3 separate regions of the Homo sapiens genome follow, and all the other regions are linked to region 2. A link is an interaction called in ENCODE POLR2A ChIA-PET data of the cell type or tissue named here. Cell type or tissue: Panc1. All regions are shown on one strand.

Evidence for each region. ChIA-PET counts read pairs that join two places held together with the same protein. Peaks named below come from ENCODE experiments on the same cell type or tissue, not always from the same donor. Only the 100,000 strongest peaks of a DNase experiment are listed, where the experiment ranks them.
Region 1: POLR2A ChIA-PET joins it to region 2 with 16 read pairs; 2 of 35 experiments call an interaction of 5 or more read pairs at or near these places.
Region 3: POLR2A ChIA-PET joins it to region 2 with 15 read pairs; 3 of 35 experiments call an interaction of 5 or more read pairs at or near these places.

What each region holds. Positions count from the first base shown.
Region 1 is chr2:235,260,011-235,268,010 of GRCh38, forward strand. No RefSeq gene overlaps it. Among named protein-coding and RNA genes, the nearest start is that of AGAP1, 230 kb to the right of the region's middle. RefSeq lists enhancers at 3,615-3,909, 3,635-3,929. In Panc1, no CTCF peak of the experiment used is centred here; a DNase peak (open chromatin) is centred at 3,781; H3K4me3 peaks cover 695 bases; H3K27ac peaks cover 627 bases.
Region 2 is chr2:235,439,282-235,447,281 of GRCh38, forward strand. No RefSeq gene overlaps it. Among named protein-coding and RNA genes, the nearest start is that of AGAP1, 51 kb to the right of the region's middle. In Panc1, no CTCF peak of the experiment used is centred here; no DNase peak of the experiment used is centred here.
Region 3 is chr2:235,379,212-235,387,211 of GRCh38, forward strand. LOC105373941 (a long non-coding RNA gene) reads right to left here and starts at 1,850. Exons shown (of 3, transcript XR_924010.2): 1 at 1,820-1,850; 2 at 862-1,026; 3 at 1-40. In Panc1, no CTCF peak of the experiment used is centred here; no DNase peak of the experiment used is centred here; H3K27me3 peaks cover 387 bases.

The sequences.
Region 1 (8,000 bases), 180 kb before region 2:
ATGCCTGGTTTGAAAGCAGCTCAGTCTGAGGCAGGGCCCTTCCTTGAGCCCCCACACTGAAGGTCTTGAGTCTTAAAACGTCAACATAAGCACTTTCCAAATGCTTGCCATCCTAAGGCTAATGTATGAGAAAAACCAAGATTTGCTTTGGAAAAAAAGGTTGATGAATTGAACGAGATGCTAATTCTAGATAAAACCTGCAGCTATCTTTAATGACGGCAGATGTGAAATCTCAGAGAATAAGCCCAACAAAAGCCAAAATGAAGATCCTTTGACAGTCTGTGTATCTATGTAAGAAATTACAAATATATCTACTAAATTGCTAAATAAGGCTAAGGCTACACAGCACACTTTAAGATCCAAGCACGTATTTAATTTCAGATCCGTGAGTTTTCTATTCATCCATATTTTAATCTTTTAGAACTCCTGAGAAAACGAAGTAAACATGTTCTTTTAAAAATAAATTCTGGGCCGGGCGCGATGGCTCACGCCTGTAATCCCAGCACTTTGGGAGGCCGAGGCGGGCGGATCACGAGGTCAGGAGATCGAGACCATCCTGGCTAACACAGTGAAACCCCATCTCCACTAAAAATACAAAAAATTAGCCGGGCATGGTGGCAGGCGCCTGTAGTCCCAGCTCCTTGGGAGGCTGAGGCAGGAGAATGGCATGAACCCGGGAGGCGGAGCTTGCAGTGAGCCGAGATCGTGCCACTGCACTCCAGCCTGGGTGACAGAGCGAGACTCTGTCTCAAATAAATAAATAAATTCTGAAGTTTGAAAATAAAAGCAGATCATTTTCTTTGGGTAAAGAACGACAGTTTCTAAGATATTGAAATTTAAACTTTGGAATCATAGTTTTAAAGAGCAGAGAATCAAACAAAATATGAGTGAAAGAAAAGTGCTTTGAAATGTAAATTATATTCCAATATTAATTTGCTAGTATCACTCACTTATTTACTTGTCAGAATAACTTTTCCAAGGAGGAGACTTTCATGTCGGATTGTGACTTACAACAATGTCCAGTTTGATGTATTGGTGGAATCAATATGACAGAATCAGCAAAGGTAAAGTCCATGATTTAATCATGCCACAGCTTGGTGAGTAAATTCACTCACCTGTGACATGCATAATTTACAACTGCAAGTTTAATAACTGTAGTTCTCCGCATCAAGCACTTTAACAACAATTTCTAACAGCAAGCAATTTCTATGATATTCCTACACAGCCTGGAGTTTACTAACCAGCTCTCCTTTGAAAATAAGTATTCATGCAAACACCAAAATCCTGCGGGAAATTTCCCCACCCCTTTTGTTAAACAGACTCAGAAACTTTGATGGCAACACAGAGAACACGTACATATTTAATTTAAATGTTATAGTTTATATTTATAAATATTCTCTCACCTCTCTTATTTTCCTAAACCAGGGGATGTTGTTAACCAAAGGCTTCACATTCTCGAAAGCATTTGTGAATGTCCTGAGGTGCTTCTCTTTGAGTTGTGTTGAAACTTACGGCCTAGGTTTATACAACTTCTAGACGAAGGCTCAATTACGATATTCGAGGCAGGTAAGTCTTATCCCCTATACAATCTTATGATGCTGGTGTCCAAGCCATTGGAATAGCTTGGTGTGATGAGCCTGACCTGCCTGAGAGCCATTGAATCTACGACTGTGCCTCATAGACATTCACTTCCCTGGTTGCTCAACTGCTGTCTCCCCTTCCTTCCCCTCAATCTTCTCACATCTTGCTTTGTTTTGTCTTCCTTATCTCTACCCCACATTATATATGGCAGTATGCGAAAGCAGTGGACTCCAAACTCTCAGAGTCCTGGCTTAGTCAATGACTCTCTGGGTGGCCTCGAGGACCTTTTGTTTGGGTCTCATTATTTGCTGTAGCTCCGGTCTATAAAGTCACTGTGAACACTGAACTCGTGCATACTGAACCATTGCTCCTAAGGAAAACACAAAGTTAGGTTCCTGTGAGCCTCTGGTTACAACACTTTCCTCAATACACAACCTTGTTTTGTGTGTGTTTCCGTGTAAAGACACCTCACTTAGTATAGATTATTGATTCATTAACGTTGAACTCACAGCCAGCAGAGTTACAATGAATGCCTGAGCAGGGTTTACCTAACACATGTGTTTTTTTCCCAAGACATGTAACAGCCTTCTTGTGCTATGAATATGGAAAGTTCTTCAGCACTACCCTTGGGGGCCATTTTAAAGAGCAAAATCACCAACTAAAAGGACGAAAATGTTAAAAACAGGGCACTCGATAGACTGAAAAGGACACTTGTTTCCCGTAGGAGAGCTGAAACAAGAAGACAGTGTTGCCTTAGCTGACCTTAGTTGGAAAATGTGCACGGGAAGATTCAAATTGATCACTGCCCTGTCCATGTCTACTGGTGATCACAAGAGTGCCGAGTGTTCACTTTAGGATCACACATAAATGTTAGCAAGTAAGGCCGACTCACAAATACAGAATTGGCAAATAATGAGGATCTACAGCTATATTTTGTTTCTCCTCTTTGGCCTCAGCCTTCTTATTTGCAAAATATATTAGAAGAGGAGAGACCAGGGTCCCCTAAACCATGTTCCAGGGACCCTGGAGATGCGCTCCCAGGAGCTGGGACACCCACTCCTTCCTTTCTTCGCATGGCAGCCCCTCCTTCTGTTGCAGAGCTGCTTTCTCCCACTTGAGGTGTGTGTTGCTGCTGAACATGGATCTGCTGCACACGTCACCAGCCAGAGGTGGGCATTTGATCAACTGGAGCCAATCTGTGAATCTTGTCTCCCTCTCCCACCTTGACACTAGCCCAAGGGGGCAGAAACGGCTGCAGAGGAGCCAAGAGGGACCCTGGGAAGGAAAGCCACTGTTGTTTTGTCTGGATGGTAGTGCAAGGACACTGTGAGCCTCGCACTGCTGTCTCCTGCCTGGGAATGACGCCATCATGGAGGAAAACAGAGCCAAGACATGGGGTGAGGGAGGAGAAGAGAGGAAGCAATGCAGGTTCATAATAGGGTCAGTTAACTCTTCAGTCTACTCAATGAATACCTTTAAAAGAATATGCGGGGCTGGGTGCAGTGGCTCAAAGCTGTAATCCCAGCACTTTGGGAGGCCAAGGTGGGAAGATTGCTTGAGCCCGGGAGTTAGAGACCAGTTTGAACAACATGGTGAAACCCTGTCTCTACAAAAATTACAAAAATTAGCTGGGCATGTGTGCCTAGAGTCCTAGCTACTCGGGAGGCTGGGGTGGGAGGATCCCCTGAGCCCGGGAGGTCAACGATACAGAGAGCTATGATTGCGCCACTGCACTCCAGCCCGGGCAACAGAACAAGACATTGTCTCAAAAAAAAAAAAAAAAAAAAAAAAAAGAATATTCCATTACTTTGAGATGGATTTCTACCACGTGGGGAAAGCAAAACACCCTATTTGCTCACAAAGGCTGGACAAGTTGGAACCCATGTAGATGATCTTTATGATTTCTCTTTATATTTTTACATTTCGCCTTTTTTCTCCCCATAGTCCTCCTCTCCTTTACCCGCTAACATGGGATTGCAATTGATTGTTCTTTACTTTTTAAACAGCCACACACAGCATCTATTTACCCAAGTGATTAAAAAAGAAAAACAATTCCATGGCTCTGCAGTGCAGTCAGGGAGGGCTCAGGAAAGGAGCAGGCGCCGCGTGGTGGGACAGCGTGATTCCAGCGCCTCGGCATGTCTCAAGGAACAGACGACTGTTGTTCGCCCTGGCTCGCTCTGACTCATCCTTCCTGTAACTCTCGCTCTTTTGATTCCCGCGTGGCATCCTCTGGGCTGTCTTTCTGATACAGAAGCCGCCGGATCTGGCACAGAGCTCAGCAGCTACTGTTCCCATAGACTCCCCTGGAGCTGTCATAAGACATGATTTATCGAGTGGAGAGCCGTCCCTCTCAAATCACTCCAGCATTTCTAAGCCAAAGACTTTTCCCCATCCACCAGGGCTGTGTGACATCATCTTTTTGACCTTCGGACCCGGAAGATCTGTGCTCATCCTCAGAAGATAGGCGTACTGGGTCTAACATTTACTTTCTCCTTTCTATTCTCTGACCTGCTTTTCACCAACGTAGAACAGGGGCTACCATCTGCTGAGCCTGTACTGTGTGTGTGTGGCAAGTTAGATATGTCAATTCAGTAAATTATCACGAACCACATAAAATGTAGGTATGTTTTTCAAGGTTTATAGATTAAGGTACTGAAACTCAGAGAGGTCAGGTGACTTGCCCAGGGTCACACAGCTAAAGATGACAGAGCTAGAATTGGAACCCAGTCCTGTCTGACTCCAAAGCACACAGGTTATCACTACTCCACAGGTGCCCTCTGCTGTGGACCACAGGGAGAACAATTGCTCCTTTGCTTTGAAGAAAGAGGAAGGAAAATTATTGTAGGTTTGCAAAGAGTTCATCTACATTTTTCCCCTCAAAGAGGGAGATTCCTTAACCCAAATCGTCCTCACTGTCACCCTGGCTCAGCTACTTGGCTTCCAGAGACACCAAAGTTAAGTGTGCACATTCTCAAATAGGTCTCCTGTTTTTATTTTGTGCAGCAGGCAGGGAGGGGAACTCTTGGCAAGGAGCCCTTCTTTGACAGTAGCCTGGGCAGAGAGAAGATCAAGGAGGGACGCGTGGGTATTAGAGTGGCAGGAACAAAGTCCACACCTGTGCCGCCCAACACAGCAGCCACTCACCCCGTAGGGCCGCTGGGCACTGGGAAGGGGGCACGTTCAAGCCAAGCTGTGTTGCCAGGGTAACGCACCCACCAGGTTCCAGAGATTGTGTATGAAAAAGAGAATGTAAAATATCTCCTCGATAAATTCTTTATATTGATTTTATGTTGAAATGATATGTTGAATATATCAAGCTAAATAAAAATAGCATTAAAATTAATTCCACCTGCACAGCAGGAGGTGCGTGGCGGGTCATCGAGCATGACCACCTGAGCTCCGCCTCCTGTCAGATCAGCAGCGCCATTAGTTTCTCACAGGAGCGCGAACCCTGTTGTGAACAGCACATATGAGGGATCTAGGTTGCATGCTCCTTAGGGGAATCTAAATAATGCCTGATGATCTGAGGTGGAACAGTTTCATCCCAAAACCATCCTTGTCCCCCTACCATCCATGGAAAAACTGTCTTCCATGAAACCGGTCTCTGGTTTCATGTAACCCTCTTACAGGATTACAAGCTGTGGGAAGGGAAAAATTCAGAAGAAAGAACCCTCAGGATAGAATAGTGTGCTTTTTATGAAATCCTTAACTATCCAGATGGGTACTAAATTTATAATACTCGTAACGCTGCTGTGATGAAGAATCTGTAGCAAGCTAGAAGGAAATATATGATTAACGTCAGAACCTAATTAAGGCTGTAAAATAATTGAATCAATGGCGTGGCCTGGAAGCCTGTGCTGGTATTCTCCAGCAGCCCCTGCAGGTCCAGCCTCCCTGTCTTCACCCTGAGTCTGCTTCAGCAGACAGCGTGGGCTTGGCCAGCTGGAGGCCCTGGCAGGAGATCAAAGGGCAGGAAGGGAGAGGGGCCAGCATGTCAACTCGCTTGGCCCTGCGTTGCTGGGCCAGGGGTTGGTATGGCTGCCTCCCCTCCCCATCCACTGTCAGATGGCCACTCCTAGAGCCACAGCTGGCTCTCCAAACCAATTCCTTCCATTCAGCCCAGGGAGCTTCATCACACCTTGCTGCCTTCCCTGAATCAGGCCCACTGTTCTCTCATTACTGATCTCAAAAAGTTGAGCGAGCCAGCCAGTCCCAGCCTATCCCCAGCATCACCCGCAGTGGACCCGAAGCCTAAGGTGAAAGTACACATTTTGCTGGTGAGGTAAGTTCAACCATGTCCCAAACAAACCAGAGAAAAAGCAAAGGCAAACCAAGAGCCCAGCAAGCATGGACTTCGGAGCAACCAGAGAGAGCCCCGTGCAGAGCCCAGGAGGGTGAGTGTGGGAAGAAGAAGGGCGGGTGCTTCTCGGCCTAGCACACCTGGGTCTCAGCTGCACCAGCTCTGGCCATCTGTGGGACCGTTTGCATGTGACCCACCTGCCCAGGCCTCATTTTCCTCATTTGTAGGATGGACAATGTCACCTGACACTGTTGGGAGAAGTGGCCCACGCATACCTGGCCCAGAGCAGAGAGATTGCTGAGGTCCACTTTACGGCTCATTGATGCCAATGGGCAGATAAGATAACCCTGGGGAACATTAGCCCTAGTGCTCCTTGGAGCCCAATCCTAGGAGTCAGGAGAAGCAGGTGGGAACATCAGCCCTGGCGCTCCTTGGTGCCCAATCCTAGGAGTCAGAAGAAGCAGGTGGGACCTGCTCCCTCCACCTCAGCTGGCCTCCCTCCCCACCCGGCACTAGAGCAGGGGCGAGCCATTGGGTATCCTCCCTTGCGCTCCCCAACCATCTCCTGGGGTGAGCTCAGGGAGCCTGCAGCTACTGGGACAGGGGCCCACTGGCACCTTGCTGGCCCCTACTGCCAGGCAGGGTACCATCAGCCAGCTCGCTCCTCCCAGGGAACTGCCTCTTCTCCAGCAGCCTGGAGTCCCCCACTTCCCAGCCCCATCGTCCTCATCCCAAGCCTGATCCCATTGTGTCCTGTGACTCCTTGTCCCTTGTTGGGCACCTGCATCTGTCCTCCCTCCTCAGCCTCCCATGCCCTCTGCATCCTGCACTCCTGCTGAACGAATGACCCAGGCCTCCACTTCCCATCAGAACATCCTCTGCAACACGTCCCTTACCGGCAGGCGTCACTCCCTGAGCTCACCATTTCCCTGCAGCCATGCTACGTGGCTGCTGCTTAATGTCTCAGAGGCCCCTTCTCTGAGACAGGGTTGAGACCTGGGGTTTGCACCCCCTCTGCCTTGACGCATCCAGCCCAGTATTCCTCCCACTTGCTCATGGCCAGATGAGGAAGGGAAGTGGCACCACTGGGCATTTGATTGAAAGCAGCAAAGACTCCATGACTCCCTTCCCACACTGCTGCCATTGGCTTGGTGGACTTTGACTGCAACCCTGCCAACAACCCCCGTTCTCCTGGCTTCCCTGAGCCTCTCACCTCTGATGACCTTCCCCACCTCATCTTTCACTCTCAACAGATGACCTCAACTCCTACTTTACAGAGAAGACAGAAACTAGGAGCTGGGACCTCCTTCACCTTCCTACTGCAAACCCACAGACCCCCCTGCATCTCCCCTCTGCTGCTTCCCCTTCCTTCCTTGTCACAGTGGAGGAGGCATCTGTGCTCTGGGATTGGCCTTCCCACCAGCCCTCCACCTTCCTGAGCTCACGCACCCAGTCTCCTCTCTCCTGTGTCTCCAGCCTTTCTCACTGCACTCTTTGCTCCATTGCTTTCATCAGCCTATTCTGCTCAAATTTCTCTGATCTTGAAACAAAGTTGGCCGTGGACCCAGTTCCTGCTCCAGCCCCAGCTATATTTCCTGTGTCTTCCCTTCCAACCTCTCCTGCCACAGCCAAGGCCTCTCCCCTCCATGAACTCTCCTCTCATAGTCCCCCAAATTCACCAAGTTTTCCAGCTCACGCCTTTCACATTTGCTCTTCCCTCTGCCTGAAATGCCCTCCCTGCTCCTCCTGTAGCTAGTGCCCTCCTTGACCTGTTCTCCCATGAATGCCTCCACCTCCTCCCAGCCCAGGCCAGGGTTCCCTGTGTCTCTCATCAAAACAGCATGGAGCCTGAATGTTCTGCTCTGCTGGACCCAAGTCCCCCAGCCTCCCAGGCCTCATCTGTCCCTTTAATATCCCAAGTGGCTCAAGCCTAGCCCATCCCATAGGAAGCTGTGGAGGGTCACCTGACTGTAGGGTATTGCCGGAGGCCCTCGCATGTCCTAAGCCCTCCAGGCTGCTCTCTGCTGTGGTCTCACTGCTGGGCATCACCTGAGATTCAGACACCTTCTCCCACCAGCCTGCCTCCAGCCCCCTGAAGCAACAGGAGGCTCAGAGC
Region 2 (8,000 bases):
CGCTTGTTTGCAGAGCTGTTTCACTTCCGGCACACAGCACACTGCTGGCACTGCCACCCCACTTCTTCCTGGAGGGGTTTGAAATATCAAAGTCTGCCACCTCTACTGCTGCTGAGAAAGGGAGGCTTGGCTGAGTTGTTCCATCAACAGCTTTAATCAAAATAGCACAGTCAAGTTACATAAGCATATATATGCAGAGAGAGTTTGTGGAAAATGTAAACCAAAATGCTTGCTGTGTTTTGGTGGTAAGTCTGAAGCCCTTTGGCAGTAACGGTTCATCATAAGCAAAGATGTGCAGGAGAGGTACACGGTGGCAGCCCCCGTGGCTGCAGAGGGGCCACCTGGAAGTAGGAAACCCAGCCTGAATCCAAGTCATGAGACATTAGCCATCAGGCTAAGAAATTTGGTTCTGCAATTTTTCTATCTCCTCTATATACCCTTTCCTCATTTTTGACAATGTTCATTGCTTTTTGTATTTAGGGAGAAAAGAAAATAAGGTTTAAAAAATTGGGAAGCTCAAACTTCTCTTTTCTACAATCACAAAATAATATTTTAAGGATACTCTTGTATATTCAGTTGCATTATTTACATTGTCAGTTGCATAGTAAGCAATGGAAATTGACCTAGTGATGGAAGGCAAAAGAAATGCATTATTCCTGGTATTTAATGGGTTTCTCTTATGCATCCTTGCCTTGGTGTCTGTGCCCATTTGTGGGGAATAACTAAAGTGAGTCGGCTGGTCTGTCGTGTTTTCAATGGCATAGAAAAGACATAAACCACCAGCCCATGTGCATCTAACCTCTACCAAAGAATGGAACTTTCCCTGCAAAGCAGGTGGTAGGAGGAGCCCTGGGACTGTCCCACGGAGATTGGGGGATGCCTGAAGAAAGGAACGCTGTGCTCATCCCCACTTGGGCGGTGGCTGGAGAAGCCGACTTACTGTTCCCCAGTCTATCTGAGCAGAGGAAAGGACAGTTGGTGCCGGCTGATGAAAAGCCAGAGAGGGGCACCGCTAGCAGCAGCAATCTTCCCCAGTTTCTCGCAGCAGGGACACCTGAGCTTCCTGAGAATCGGGGACTATTCAGCACCTTGGGCCCTCGCCACGGGAGGCTGGGAGGTGGATGGCATGGCTGGGCAGCCCCCGATGGGGAAGAGGGCGAGCAGGAGTCTGAGGACTGGGTAATGAGGGGATGCAGCCAAACCTATGGGGTTTGGACACACACAGGGCACCCACACAGCTACCAAGCCCAGGGAGGACACACACAGCAGAGCCAGGTAAGCGGAGACCTGGGCCCTTCCTCCATCCCTCCTCCCAGACACCAAAATGCTGGAAGAAAAAGGGAGACCCGGGAGACGGGGAGGAGGCAAGAAGGGGACGTTCCCATTGCAGGCCCCTCAGGAAGATGCCTGGTGGGTGCTGGGGCCATCAGGAAAGACAGGAGCTGGATATGAGACTGCAGGGTCAAACGGGACTGCACCGAGCTTTTCAATACCTGAAAGGCTGGGACGCTGCAGGACCCTCCCAAGAAGCTGTTGATGGACAAGAAAGGGTGAATCAATGCAGTAATACAGGGGCTACAGAGCAAATCAAATCACGATTTACCCTCAATAATATCAGACGTCTTCATGTATAGCGTAGCTAACAACAGTAGAACCGCAATTCCTCCCAGCCCACATGCTGTCATTCATTTACCTGCTGTAAACACAGTTACATCGGTACTACTTTACTGATTGATTGATTGATTGATTGATTGATTCAGACAGAGTCTCACTCTGTCACCGGGGCTGGAGTGCAGTGGCGTGATCTTGGCTCACTGCAACCTCCGCCTCCCAGGTTCAAGCAATTCTCCTGTCTTAGGCTCCTGAGTAGCAGGGATTACAGGCACCGGCCACCATGCCTGGCTATTTTTTGTATTTTTAGTAGAGACGGGGTTTCACCATGTTAGTCAGGCTGGTCTCAAACTCCTGACCTCAGGTGATCCGCCTGCCTCAGCCTCCCAAAGTGCTGGGATTACAGGCATGAACCACCGTGCCCGACTCATCGCTGCTACTTTTGCTGTAGACAATTATCTTCTAGTGATTAAAAATAAGAAAAAGACGTGCATTTTCTTTGTACTTTCATTCTTACTATTTTTAGCACTCTATTTCCTGTGTCGATCCATAATCTCTTCCTAATCCTTCTGCCTGAAGAATTTCCTTTAACATTTCTTTTGGTACAAGTCTGCTTGCAATGAATTCTCTCAGGTTTTGCTTTACTGAGCAAAAAAAATAATGCGCTATCTTCTTCATTTCTGAAAGGTATTTTCCTAGGTACAGAGCTCAGAGTTGACAGGTTTAGGGTTTTTTTCTTTCACTTTAAAAATATAACTTCAGGCCGGGCATGGTGGCTCAAGTGGATCACTTGAAGTCAGGAGTTTGAGACCAGCCTGGTCAACATGGTGAAACCCCATCTCTACTAAAAATACAAAAAATAGCTGGGTGTGGTGGTGGGTGCCTGCAATCCCACCAGCTACATGGGAGGCTGAGGCAAGACAATCACTTGAACCCAGGAGGCAAAGGTTGCAGTGAGCCAAGATCGCACCACTGCACTCCACCCTGGGTGACAGAGTGAAACTCTGTCTCAAAAAAAAAAAAAAACACTTCATTATCTTCTAGCTTTCTTTTTTTTGTTGTATATTTGTTTGTTTGAGATGGAGTCTCTCTCTGTCACGAGGCTGGAGTGCAGTGGCACGATCTTGGCTCACTGCAACCTCCGCCTCCTGGGTTCAAGCGATTCTCCTGCCTCAGCCTCCCCAAGTAGCTAGGACTACAGGTGCCTGCCACTATACCTGGCTAATTTTTTTTTTTTTTTTTTTTGTATTTTAGTAGAGATGGGGTTTCACTGTGTCAGCCAGGATTGTCTCGATCTTCTGACCTCGTGATCCGCCTGCCTCGGCCTCCCAAAGTGCTGGGATTACAGGCATGAGCCACCGCGCCCAGCCTATCTTCTAGCTTTCTTATCTTCTGGAGAGAAGTCTGCCATAATTCTTTTTTTTTTTTTTTTTTTTGAAATGTGTTCTCCCCTCCCTCCATGGCTGCCTTCACTATTTTCTTTTTATTCTGTGGGTTTTCCGCAGTTTGAATATGGTGAGTCTAGGTGTGGCTTTTTGTTTTGTTTATCATTTATCTCACTTGGTATTCTCTGAGCTTCTTGGCTATGTAGATTAAGGTCTTTGATGCTTTTTAGAAAGTTCTTCACTGTTATCTCTTTAAATATTTCTTATGTCTGTTCTCTCCTCTCTTCTCTTTATGCGATTTCAATTGCACACATATTAGACCACATGCTGTTACCATCCTACAGCTCTTGGCTGTTCTCTTCTTTTTTTTTTTTTTTTTTTTTTTTTTTTTTTTAGACGGAGTTTCACTCTTGTTGCCTAGGCTGGAGTGCAAAGTGCAATGGCGCGATCTCGGCTCACTGCAACCTCCGCCTCCTGGGTTCAAGTCATTCTCCTGCCTCAGCCTCCCAAGTAGCTGGGATTACAGGCACATGCCACCACACCCGGATAATTTTTGTATTTTTAGTAGAGATGGGGTTTTGCCATGTTGGCCAGGCTGGTCTCAACCTCTGGACCTCAGGTGATCTGCCCGCCTCAGCCTCCCAAAGTGCTGGGATTACAGGCGTGAACCACCGCGCCCAGCCTGGCTGTTCTCTTCTGTCTGATTTCTTTTTTCTCTGTGTTTCAGTTTGGGTGAATTTTTATTAACCTATCTCCAGGTTTACTGGGGTTTTTTTCTCAGCTATGTGAAACTGTCTGATGAACCTGTCAATGGCATTCCTCATCTCTGTTGCCATGGGTTCTTTTTTTTCCCCCTAAAATTTCCCTTTGATTGTCTCTAATAGTTTCCATCTCTGTACTGAAATACCACATCTGTTCACCTACATACACACTGTTTCCATTTGAACTTTCAAATATTAATCGTAGTTCTTTTAAATTTCCTCTCTGATAACTCCAACTTCTGGGGTCATTTCTAAATCTGGCTTTACTGATTGCTTAGTCTCTTAACAGTAAGCTGATTTGTTTTGACTTTGTTATGTGTTTTGTGGTTTGGAGTTGAAAACTGACCTTCCTACATAGGCCAACAAGGGCTGAGGTACATCTTATTGTATTGTGCCTTGAGACAGGCATACCTTTTCTCCTTCCAGACCTTTGGCTTGAGACGCTGGGTCAGTCTAGGCAGGAGTTGAACTGGGTTTGAGTCTTGTTGCTATGATTATCCTCAGTGCACCATCAGCTTCAAATTCCTCTGGAATTACCTCCTGCTAGGGCACAGGCTGGGTGGCCAGAGAGTTTCTCTGAAGGCCGGTGCTGCATCTCAGTGTTGGGTTGTTCCTGTGACGCATGTCACAGAAGATGCCTCTCCCCTCCTTCTTGTCCCTCCCCTGGTGGAAATGTCAGAGGTATTGGAACCAGAGGAACTCCATCTTGAATAGGAGCTGGGTAAAAGGAGGCCGAGACCTACTGGGCTGCATTCCCAGAGGATTAAGGCATTCTAAATCACAGGATGAGATAGGAGGTCAGCACAAGATACAGGCCATAAAGACCTTGCTGATAAAACAGGTTGCAGTAAAGAAGCCGGCCAAAACCCACGTAAACCAAGATGGTGACAAGAGTGACCTCTGGTCATCCTCACTGCCACACTCCCACCCGTGCCATGACAGTTTACAAATGCCATGGCAACCACAGGAAGTTACCCTATATGGTCTACAAAGGGGAAACACAAATAATCCACCCCTTGTTTAGCATATAATTGTTAGAAATGCAAAATGCTTGTTCCCCAGTGCCATAAAGAAATAGCACTCGAACATAAATTTAATTTTCTCACAAGGCAACTTTTGCTTTCTGCAGAAAGGGTGCTCCTCCTGGTTGGAACAATGGCGAGAGCACACCTGGGGAGGGGCAGAAGGTCTTATTCCTGAGGCAGATAGCCCCTACTGCTGTGTCGTTCCCCTGTTGGCTAGGGTTGGACTGCACAGTCTAAGCTAATTCTGATTGGCTATTTTAAAGAGGGCAAGGGTGTGAGCCAGAGTGGCGGGGTGAGTAGTTTGGCGGGAAGGACAGTTAGGAACAGGTAACTAAAAGTGTCTTAGGTCAGAGCAGGTGACCAGTGGTGACTCAGTCAAAGCAGGTGACCGGGATGAGTCAGGACAGAGCAGGTGACCAGGGGAACAGATGTGAACTACTGATTAAGACTGACAGGGAAGTTGTTTACTGAAACAAGAAGCGAGGGACTGAAGAGAACCAGGAAGTTAAACTTTAAAATGGAGAATCAAAGAATAAGATAGCTGAACATACTGACATACTGATTCTTTGAAGAGAAACTTGGGTTTCACTATCTTTAAGATAATCAAGAAATTACCAACAAAATTGGCAACCAGCAGACCTTGGAGTAGCTCTTCTTTTATTCCTTTATTTTCCTAATACACTTGCTTTCACTTTACGGACTTGCCCTGCCTGAATTCTTTCTTGTGTGAGATCCAAGAACCCTCTCTTGGGGTCTGGATCGGGACCCCTGCCCTGTAACAGAGATGCTGTTCTTTCTAACCCTGAGTGTCAGCCTGGGGATGCAAAAAGGTTGCTCTCTGTTGCCTTGCTTCATCCTCAGTCTTAGGCAGACCCTGCGCCCCTGGGTCTGGGTCTGGAGGTGGGTGGGGGTCTCTGGGTTCCTGCCTTTTCTCCCGCCTCCTGCCTGAGAAGACTGTCTGTGTCCTGGGCCCAGATGGTACCCTGTCACTCTCTCAGGAGTGGAAGGCTTTTTTCCCTCTTTCCTCCAGACAAAATGGGTCTTCATCAGCTTTAAACCTCGGTTTCTACTAATTAAAGTAACAGGGACAGCAGGATTTGCTCCTCCTCCACCACCCCACCCCTGCCCCCCAGCAGCTTAAGGCTCTCGTTTCCCAAGTGAGAAGTTCCCTGGGGGCCTCTGGGCCTTTCCCTTAGTGGCAGCTGCTCCTCCCACCCCACCCCCATTTTTCTTGTGAGCAATTGGTGAGGTTAAAGAGAAGAGCCAGGAGTGGGTGCAAAGTCTCCCTGTGGCTGCAGTCCCTGGGAGCCGATGCTCTCAGGAGAGCCCTCACTTGGCTTTCGTCAATCAGTTAAAAGTCCTGGCTGGAATCTTCTCACCTGCTGTGTGTTCCTCTGCACCCCCTACCCCACCCGCCACCTGTTTCCTCCATGCTCTGATTCGTCTAAGCTGCTGCTCAGGCCCAAGCCATGCCTCTTTCCTCAGCTTTCAGGCTGACTGCCCGTTGACCTCAGTGCTGTGATGGGATTGCAAAGGCCACGGTTTTGTAGATGTGCTTGTTGTTGGGGTATGAGCCCTGCCGTTTCCACCTTCCTACATCCTAAGTGGAACCTGGAAGTCCTCCCACCTTTTTCTGGAAGAAAAAGAATAGAGAGTTGATTGAAATGATTTAATGTAATCCATTTCGGTGAGTGCTCCCTGAGTTTATTTTATTTATTTATTTATTTATTTTTTGAGATGGAGTTTCACTCTTGTCCTCCAGGCTGGAGTGCAGTGGCGCGATCTCAGCTCACTGCAACCTCCGCCTCCCAGGTTGAAGCAATTCTTCTGCCTCAGCCTCCTGAGTAGCTGGGATTACAGGTGCACGCCACCATGCCCGGCTAATTTTTGTACTTTTAGTGGAGATGGGATTTCACCATATTGGCCAGGCTGGTCTCAAACTCCTGACCTCAGGTGATCCACCCGCCTCAGCCTCCCAAAGGGCTGAGATTACAGGCGTGAGCCACCATGCCCAGCCCCTGAGTTTATTTCGTTTGGTTTGTTTTTAATGAATGGGACAAGATCTGGGGGTTGCATCGTTTGTTTCATATGATGCCTTTACACAGCTGAACTTAGGTGCAGTGTTTTAGCATTGACAGAAGGCTTGCCTTGAATACATTATTGAATTGATCCTCCCAGCAACCTGAGACCCATATGCTTCCTGCAGGCACACGCCTGTGAGTGGTGGCACTAAATCCTTAGCCCAGCACTCTGAGCCAAGCCCGAGATGACTTTCTCTATGGCATGTTCATCCTCACAGCAATCATATGAGCTCTACGAGTTGCATGCTGTTTTTCTTGCACATTATTTTAATTAAAAGAAACAAGTTTAAAGCAGTTAGGACACTTGCTCAGAGCAGAACTCACTCTTCAATCAATAATGATGTATAGCATACCCCTTGCCAAGCATCGTATTAGGCTCAGAATTAATATTCACCGAGGTCTAGCTTTAAGTCGGGCATAGGCTAGACTCCTTCATTGTCAGCCCTTTTAATTCTCAAAACAGTCCCATGAGCTAGAAACCATGACATCCATTTAAAATGTAATTTTAAAAAATTCCTAAAGTAATACATATTCATGGTACTTTTTAAAAATCAAGCTGTATAGAAGTATATAAAGTGAAAAATAAGGTTTCTCTCCTTTATCCCAATTCTATGTTCCATAGGTAACCACAAGTAGGTTATTTGTCCTATATGGGTTTCTTCTTCTTCTTCTTCTTCTTCTTTATTATTATTACTTTTTTTAAGATGGAGTCTTACTCTGTCACCCAGGCTGGAGTGCAGTGGCGCAATCTCAGCTCACTCAAACCGCCGCTTCCTGGGTTCAAGCAATTCTCCTGCTTCAACCTCCCAAGTAGCTGGGACTACAGGCATGCACTACCACGCCCGGATAATTTTTTGGTATTTTTAGTAAAGATGGGGTTTCGCCACATTGGCCTGGCTGGTCTCAAACTCCTGGCCTCAAGTGATCGGCCCGCCTCAGCCTCCCAAAGTGCTGGGATTACAGGCATGAGCCACCACGCCTGGCCCTATATGGGTTTCTTAAATGTTCTTCCAGATAATGTCTACCTATACAGAAGCAGACCCATACATAAACACATTTATAATATACTTAAGTGGGCTGATACTATTTTGTCACTTATTTTTTCACCTAGTAGTATATATCTTGGACATCTTTCCT
Region 3 (8,000 bases), 60 kb before region 2:
CAAACCTCCCTTCATGGACAATAAGCCACTTGGTCACCAGCTGTAGGAATGGGTTAAGAGGAACAGAGGATTTTACATTTAACTTCATATAAATTTGTAAAGTTTTAATTTTTTAATGGTGATCACTGATTATTTTATAATAAAATAGTCTTTTTAAAAGTATAAACAGTTTATCACTTACAAATTCTATCTAATCTGTAACCTAGAGGAGTGGATAATGAATTACTCATCAAAAAGTATTATAAACACCTATAAAACATGCTCAGTCTCAACAATTATTAGTGAAACCCAAAAAGCAAAACAACAGCAAGGCATCATTTTCATCAATCAGATTGACAAAAATTAGGTAAACTGGCCGGGCAGTGGCTCATGTTTGTAATACCAGCACTTTGGGAGGCTGAGGCGGGCAGATCACAAGGTCAGGAGTTCAAGACCAGCCTGGCCAGCACAGTGAAACCCCCTCTCTACTAAAAGAAAAAACAAAAATTAGCTGGGCATAGTGGCGGGCACCTGTAATCCCAGCTGCTCTGGAGACTAAAGCAGGAGAATCACTTGAACCCAGGAGGCGGAGGTTGCAGTGAGCCGAGATAGAGCCACTGCACTCCAGCCTGGGTGACAGAGCTAGACGCCCTCTCAAAAAAAAAAAAAAAAAATAGATAAATTGTACATAGCATCAGCAAAAGTGGAGGGGGAAGGATGCCCTTCTCATAGACTGCTGGTGGGAAAATAAATTCTGTTAGTCATTTTGCAGAGTGTTTCTGTAATATCTATGATAATTTAAAATGTGCATGCTCTATAGTGTAGCCATTTAACTTTTAGTTCTATATGCTAGAGAAACTCTATGCACAAAGTGATATGTACGGAGATGTTTAATGTAGCATTATCTGCAGCGGAGGAAACCAGGTGCCAATGTCCATCGGTGTAGGAATGCATGAATAAAATAAGTGTAGGTCTCCAAGGTTCAACTGTTCGAAGAGATGCATTAGATCCACACATGGCTCTATGCATAGACTCAAGAGCCAAAGACTGAGTGAGAAAGACAAGATACAGAATGATAAGAAAAAGTTTATGCCATGTGTGTGAGAAATTTTGAAAACACGAAAACAATACTAGATACTGTGTACATGTGGATATATGTATTTAAATTATTTTCAAATGGAACAAAGGGACATGTGCCAAGCTTTGGAGAGTAGGTGGCTTTGGCAAGATGAGAAGAAAATGGAATTGAAGTAGGGGTGGTAGATCTGATAAGTACAAGGACATAAGCTATATCTGTAATATTTTAATTTTTTATTTAAAAAAGGAAGCCAATAAGTCAAAATACTATCAGTTGTTAATTCTAGATGGTGCAAAAAATGAATGCATATTTCTAAAATTTCTAATTTTTTCAAAATAAATATGAAGATTTAAAGATATGCTAAAGAACTATCTCACAATATTATTACACCATCCAGAGGGGATCCTGACAACATAGAATAAAATTCCTGCACCCCGACAAAAACGGAGATCAATATCTCGACAGCAATTTCATTCTAAGGCACAAAATGTGGCTGGAATATTGAAGAGTCTAGACAGAGCAGCCCACAGACATGCATGTGGGTCAAACCCAGCCAGAAACACAGCCCACATGTGGGATGGGTTCATTCAATAATTTTACACCTGCCAATGTGTTTTGGGGAGAAATCATGGCAGCCTCTCAGATGCATGACTTTTGGTCCCAACTTCCTCTTTGAATTAGTGACTAATGAATGGGAGGAGGAGTGACAAAGTCTTCTTTGTCATGTAAAAGTGAATCTACTTGCGGGGGACAGTGGCTCACGCTTGTAATCCTAGCACTTTGGGAGGCCGAGGTGGGTGGATCACGAGGTCAGGAGTTCGAGACCAGCCTGGCCAGCATGGCGAAACTCCATCTCTACTCAGGAGGCTGAGGCAGAAGAATCTCTTGAACCCAGGAGGCAGAGGTTGCAGTGAGTGAGTAGAGATCGCGCCGCTGCACTCCAGCCTGGGCGACAGAGTGAGACTCCATCCCAAAAAAAAAAAAAATGGTGAATCTACTTATTTCAAAATGGGAAGGTCAAAATCAGAAAACTCTTCTAATCCCTGCAGCACATCAAAGCTCCAGGTATACTCAGCATATACTAAACAGTACTCAAGTTGCATTCATTAGAATCACCCGGGGAAAACTTATTAAACATGCAAATTCCTGAGCACCACAGTCAGCCATTCTGATTCAAGAAGAGTGAGATGGGGCTTTGCATTCTGTGTCTTTAGCAAACTTCCCCCAGATGATTCAGCTTTATGTACCCTGTGCAACGTGATCTGAAAAAGAATAAAACAGATTATTAATTAGACAATCTCCACTTCCCACTCAACAACAGCTTTGGTTATGTGCAACCAAAAGCTGTTTGTATAGGGGGTGGTTGGTTTGTTGGTTGTTGGAGGGGAGGGGTGTGAGTGGGTTGCCTGGTTAATTGGTTGGTGGGAGGGTGGGTTGGTTAGTTGGTTGGTGGGTATGGGGGAGTAGGTTGGCTGGTTAGTTAGTTGGTTAGTGGGTGGGTGGATAGGTTGGTTGGTTGGTTGGTTGGTGTGTTGTTTGGTTGCCTAGAATGTTTGTTTTCTCAAAACTCTAACTGGAATTTCTGTCCATTCTCTCCCATTTGGCTTCTGCTCTCCATATTAGAAATATGGCATCTTCATTGGACATCTTCCCATTTCATCCTTGTCTTTCACATCAGAATAAGGCCTTAACACATGAAGGAGGAGCCCCCTGCAGTCAGCTCTTTTCTTCAAATCTAGCTGTTCTAGAAACCTGTCCTGAGTTATTTTAGGACCAAACACTAAGCCTAGTGTCTGGCTTTTGGTTGATTTTCCTCATAACTTGCCAGAGGGAGAATGAGCGTAATTGTAGTAGAAAGAACACTTCTTAGACAAAGTTAGTGTGGTAGTTAATTTTATGTATCAACTTCATCAACTACAGAGTGCCCAGACATTTGGTCAGACATTATTCCGGGTGTGTCTTTGAAGATGTTTCTGGATGAGATCAGCATTTGAATCAGTCCAGTGAGTGAAGCAGACGGCCTGCCCTAATGCGGGTGGGCCTCATCCAATCAGTTGACAGCCAGAATAGAACAAAAAGGCTGACTCTCCCTCGAGTAAGGGAAGACTTCCACCTGCCTGACTGCCTTTGAGCTGGGGCATTGTTTGTTTGATTTTTTTCTGCCTTTGGACTCAAACTGCAACGTCAGCTCTTTTTGGGTCTCGAGCCTGCTAGCTTTTGGACTGGAACTACACTCTTGGCTCTCCCAGGTCTCCAGCTTGCCAACTACAGATCTAGGAACTTGTCAGGCCTCATAACCACATGAGCCAATACCTTTAAAAAATTATATACATATATATATATGAATCCTATTGTTCTGTTCCTCTGAAGAACCTTGACTTACACAAGCAGCAATAGGAAACAAACACGCTCCTTTCACAGAAGAGAGATCTACAATCTAGAGAAGCAAAGGGAACTTGACAGAGCTCACACAGTTTGTGTTAGGACAGGATTCAAGACCAGATGCCCTCCTGCAGAGCCTGGACTCCCGCCTCAGACCTCTTCACCATGTCATGCTGCTCCCACTTCCTTGCCTGCCGTGGCTCATGACCAATGTAAGATGATCATTGAAGATGATTGACTAAAGATGACAGCAGGCCCAGTAAGAGAATATCAGTTTCTTTAATGGCAAAGGGTACCCCACATCTGGAGATGCCTGATGTGCTCCAGATGCAGAGCAGCTCCTGACACCTGGCAGATTTCTCGCTCCTGGCGGGAGAGGTCAGCCACCTGCAGGCTCAGTGTGTGCTGCTCTGAGCTTCTAGAAAGCACATGCTGGGCCATCTCCTGCCTTAGGTAGACACCTGGTCCCCATGCCCTCCTCTATTGAGTGTCTCTGGTGTTCTTCTGTCAGTCAATCATAGTGCCAGTGACCATCATACACTCACCTGTTAGAAAAGAAAAGGGCCCAAATGATAATGAAGGGCTGGAATTTCTTCTACCACATGGATCTCTGCAGGACCAGTCATGTTAAAGACCACAATAAAGGCTAGCACTCCAGGGTCACTGTACTAAGACCCTCGTCCTGCCCAGTGCCAAGAGAAGTCAGTGAGAATTAAACTCTAAGAAGCCCCCTGAATTGGAGGAAATGCTAGCATTTGTCCTCTGAAGCTGCCAGCTGCATGAGTGCACAGCTGCTGGTTGAATTCCGTGGCTGAGGTTGGATGCCTGCCTGACCTGGCCTCGCCAATGCTGGGTATACAGCAGAGGGGATAGTCTCAAATCAGGCCATCAGAAGAGTGGTGGGCAATCTCAAAGAGAAGGCACAGCTGGGAAGAAAATTTTCCATCTGCCCTGAGTAGAGGGAGGAGAAATAGGTCAGGCCAGACAATGTAGGGGCTGTCCGCGGACGGTGATCTGAAAATGAATCACTTCTGTGTTGAGCAGAGGCTAGGTCAAATTTTCCAGAAAGGGCAGAATTCCCAGTTGGGTAAACTATTGGGACATAGAAAAGACACATCGTTGGCACAGGGGAAGAATCACTGAACTTGGAGATGAAAGATCTGCCAATTCCTGTGCGCTGGGTGGGTACCTTACCTAAACCATCTGAGTTTCAATGTCTTCAACTGCAAAGTGGGCCCATGAGATGAAATAAGAAAATCTGTTTTGCAAAGTTTTTTTTTTATTTTTTATTTTTATTTTGTTTTATTTTATTTTTTGAGACGGAGTCTGGCTCTGTCACCCAGGCTGGAGTGCAGTGGCGCGATCTCGGCTCACTGCAAGCTCCGCCTCCCGGGTTCACGCCATTCTCCTGCCTCAGCCTCCTGAGTAGCTGGGACTACAGGCACCCGCCACTGCCGCCGGCTAACTTTTTATATTTTTAGTAGAGACGGGGTTTCACCGTGGTCTCGATCTCCTGACTTCGTGATCTGCCCACCTCGGCCTCCCAAAGTGCTGGGATTACAGGCTTGAGCCACCGCGCCTGGCTGCAAACTATTCTTAAGATTGTATCCATTGATATTAATAAGGGCTAATTGTCTGGCCCATAGTACAGTTTTGGGGCAGTGTCTATTGAAGAATTCCTAACTTATCTTGCAAGGACTATTATGCACTTAGTGAAATTTAATCCCATAGCCATCCCATAAGTGGCCATTGGGAGCTCCTTTTACAGTTAAGAAGACAGTCTCTAGAGCTTCCAGAACTCGTTCATGTACATTCCAGTCCCTGCCAGGGGACAGTCAGCGTGTGATGGAGCGCTGGGCCTGTGCTTATCCAACCCCGGCTCCCCAGCTCCTTCTTCGCCTGCTGTTTTCCATCTCAGCCTCCTCTTCATGGAGGGGTGAAAGGAAACCAGCCCCTGCCCCGCTGATCCCCATTCACAGAGGCCGTTTTTGTGGCCAGCCTGGGCTCGACATGACCAGCGTGGCAATGTGGACCTCTCTCCGCCGGCGCTGCCCATGTCCAGGCCCCCGCGAGCGCCTCCCCTGCTTCCCCGGCATTGTCCGAGGCCTGGCGGAAGAGAGGCTTCCCAGTGCTTCCCGCGGCCTGGGAATGTACAGTGAAGTCACCAGCCTGCGAAAGAAAAGGCCTCTGTCTCCCGGGTGACGGGGCTCTATTCGGGGATGCGCATTATGCAGCCCTGGTCCTCACAAAGAAAGTCGCGACTGTTCGGGGCACGTCATCTGGCCTGGCAGCTCTGAGAGGGGACATTTCATTTCCGCTCTGCATGTTCCCTCCTGCCCCCTGAATGGCTCTGGGCTGTGTGGCCACACAGTGACCCACTGCCTTTCTGCCAGGATGGTGCGAGCCACCCAGAGAGAAAAGTCCTGATTAGCACTTTCCCACGCGTGCCTCAGCCTGGCCAGGCATCCGCCGCAGGCAGAGGCGTTCCTGTGGCTCTGGGGTCCACAGTGGCTCTTGCTCCAGGCCTGGACGACAAGCTCTTACAGGCAGTAAGAGACATTGCCCTGTCTTGGTTCTTGGGGATGAGACCACAGGAGCTGCGAGCCCTGAGTGGGGGTCTGGCTGTAATGAAGGCCAGCAAGGCAGATGGTCAGGGCCAATGCCACGTCCACCCAGCAAAGCCAGAACAGGGACCAGGCTAGCGGCTGGGTTAGTGCAGAGCAGACAGCCGATCCTAGAGGGGCAAGATGAGACAGCACAGATCAGACCAAGGCCAAGTCCAGCAGCAGTGAGCAAGGGGTGGACATGTCCAAAACAGGGAAGTCAAAGTCGGTCTTGATCAGCTTCTCAAATGGACTAAGGGCCACCTATGTCAGAATCACAAAGTGAGACTGTTAAAAATACACAATTTAGGTTCCTACCCCAGACCAACAGAAAAAGAAGCTGCAAAGCTCTGGCCTGGGAATGGGCATTGTAAAAAAAAAGAGTTCTAGAGGGGCCACTTGAGCTCATTAAAACATATGTATGCCTAGTGTTCCATTATTGGAACACTGAGCATATGGGAGTTATTTATTCCCTACTGCTCAAGGTCATTGCCAAGGTCTGATTGCAAAAACTCAAAAAATAGCAACCTCAGGCACAAATGGGTTAAACTAGAAAGAGGTGTGTGAAGAAAAGCTCATAGGTTGCTTTCTCTAGACAGTGGGAAGACTAGAACCGTATAAAGTATTTTTTAATCTCCCTTCTCTCATCTTATTATTTATTTTGCCTCTTTTCACTCCTTTTTAACCACCCCATCCTAGGCAACCAGGCCAATGGATAATATGCATCTTGTTATTTAGATGTAACCTTAGAAAGTGCCTGTTTCTTGGTGTGTACCTGTATGACTTCCACAAATAAGGTTGCCTTGCCTAGCTGCTTCTTAATTTTTTCTTTTTTTTTTCTTTTTTTTTATTTTTTTGAGACAGAGTTTCGCTCTTGTTGCCCAGGCTAGAATGCAATGGTGCAATCTCAGCTCACTGCAACCTCTGTCTCCCAGGTTATGCCAGGCTAATTTTTGTATTTTTAGTACAGATGGGGTTTCACCATGTTGGTCAGGCTGGTCTTGAACTCCTAACCTCAGGTGATCTGCCCTGCTCGGCCTCCTAAAGAGCTGGGATTACAGGCGTGAGCCACCGTGCCCAGCCTGCTGCTTAATTTTTTCATACTGCACAAAGGTGCATTCATGTGGCTAAGTGCACCCCTCCTCCATCGATTGGAAGGACTATACAGATCCCTGTGGTGTCTGCCACATTCTATCTCATCACCCCCCAAGTGATGGGTGCCCAGTTGTCTTCATACCCCACCACATACAGATAAACACACTGAGCTATGCCCTCATCGACACAGAGAAGATTGGTGGTGGTATGCGTGTGCATATAAATTCCACAGAATCCCACGGAATTCCAAGGGCATGCTTACCTGAACTCTTCCAGATTGATCTCTCAAGGAATGTACCAGTCTACCCTCCTAACATCAGAGCATGGGGGTCCCCGTAGGCCACAGCCCTGCCAACATGAGCACTATCCAGCTGCTATTCTTCCAATTTTTGCCAGTCTAATAAAGTGAAGTCTCATTATAGTTTTAATTTGCATTTCTTTCTGTAGGGGAGTTGAAGTATCTCTTCACATGATTGTTATTCTTTGAGTTTTTTTCTTCTGTAAATTGCCTGTTCGTATCCTTGTCTTGTTGGTTTGCAGTATTTCCTTACATATTCTAAGTATTCTTTCCTTTTCAATTACAGACAAATGCCTTTTCCCACTTTGATATATTTTTATTAATTTTATGGTGTACTTTTTAACGACTTGAGAAACAAATCACATACTGTACAGTTCACCCCATTAAAGTGCACAGTTCAATGGTTTTCAGTATATTCGCGGAGTTGTGCAACCAGCACCATCATCAATTTTGATAACATTTGCATCATCTCCCAAATAAGCCACATACCCATTAACAGTCACTTCCCAGCACCCTGTGCTATAAAATAACTAATCTACTTTTTGCCTTAATAGATTTGTCCATT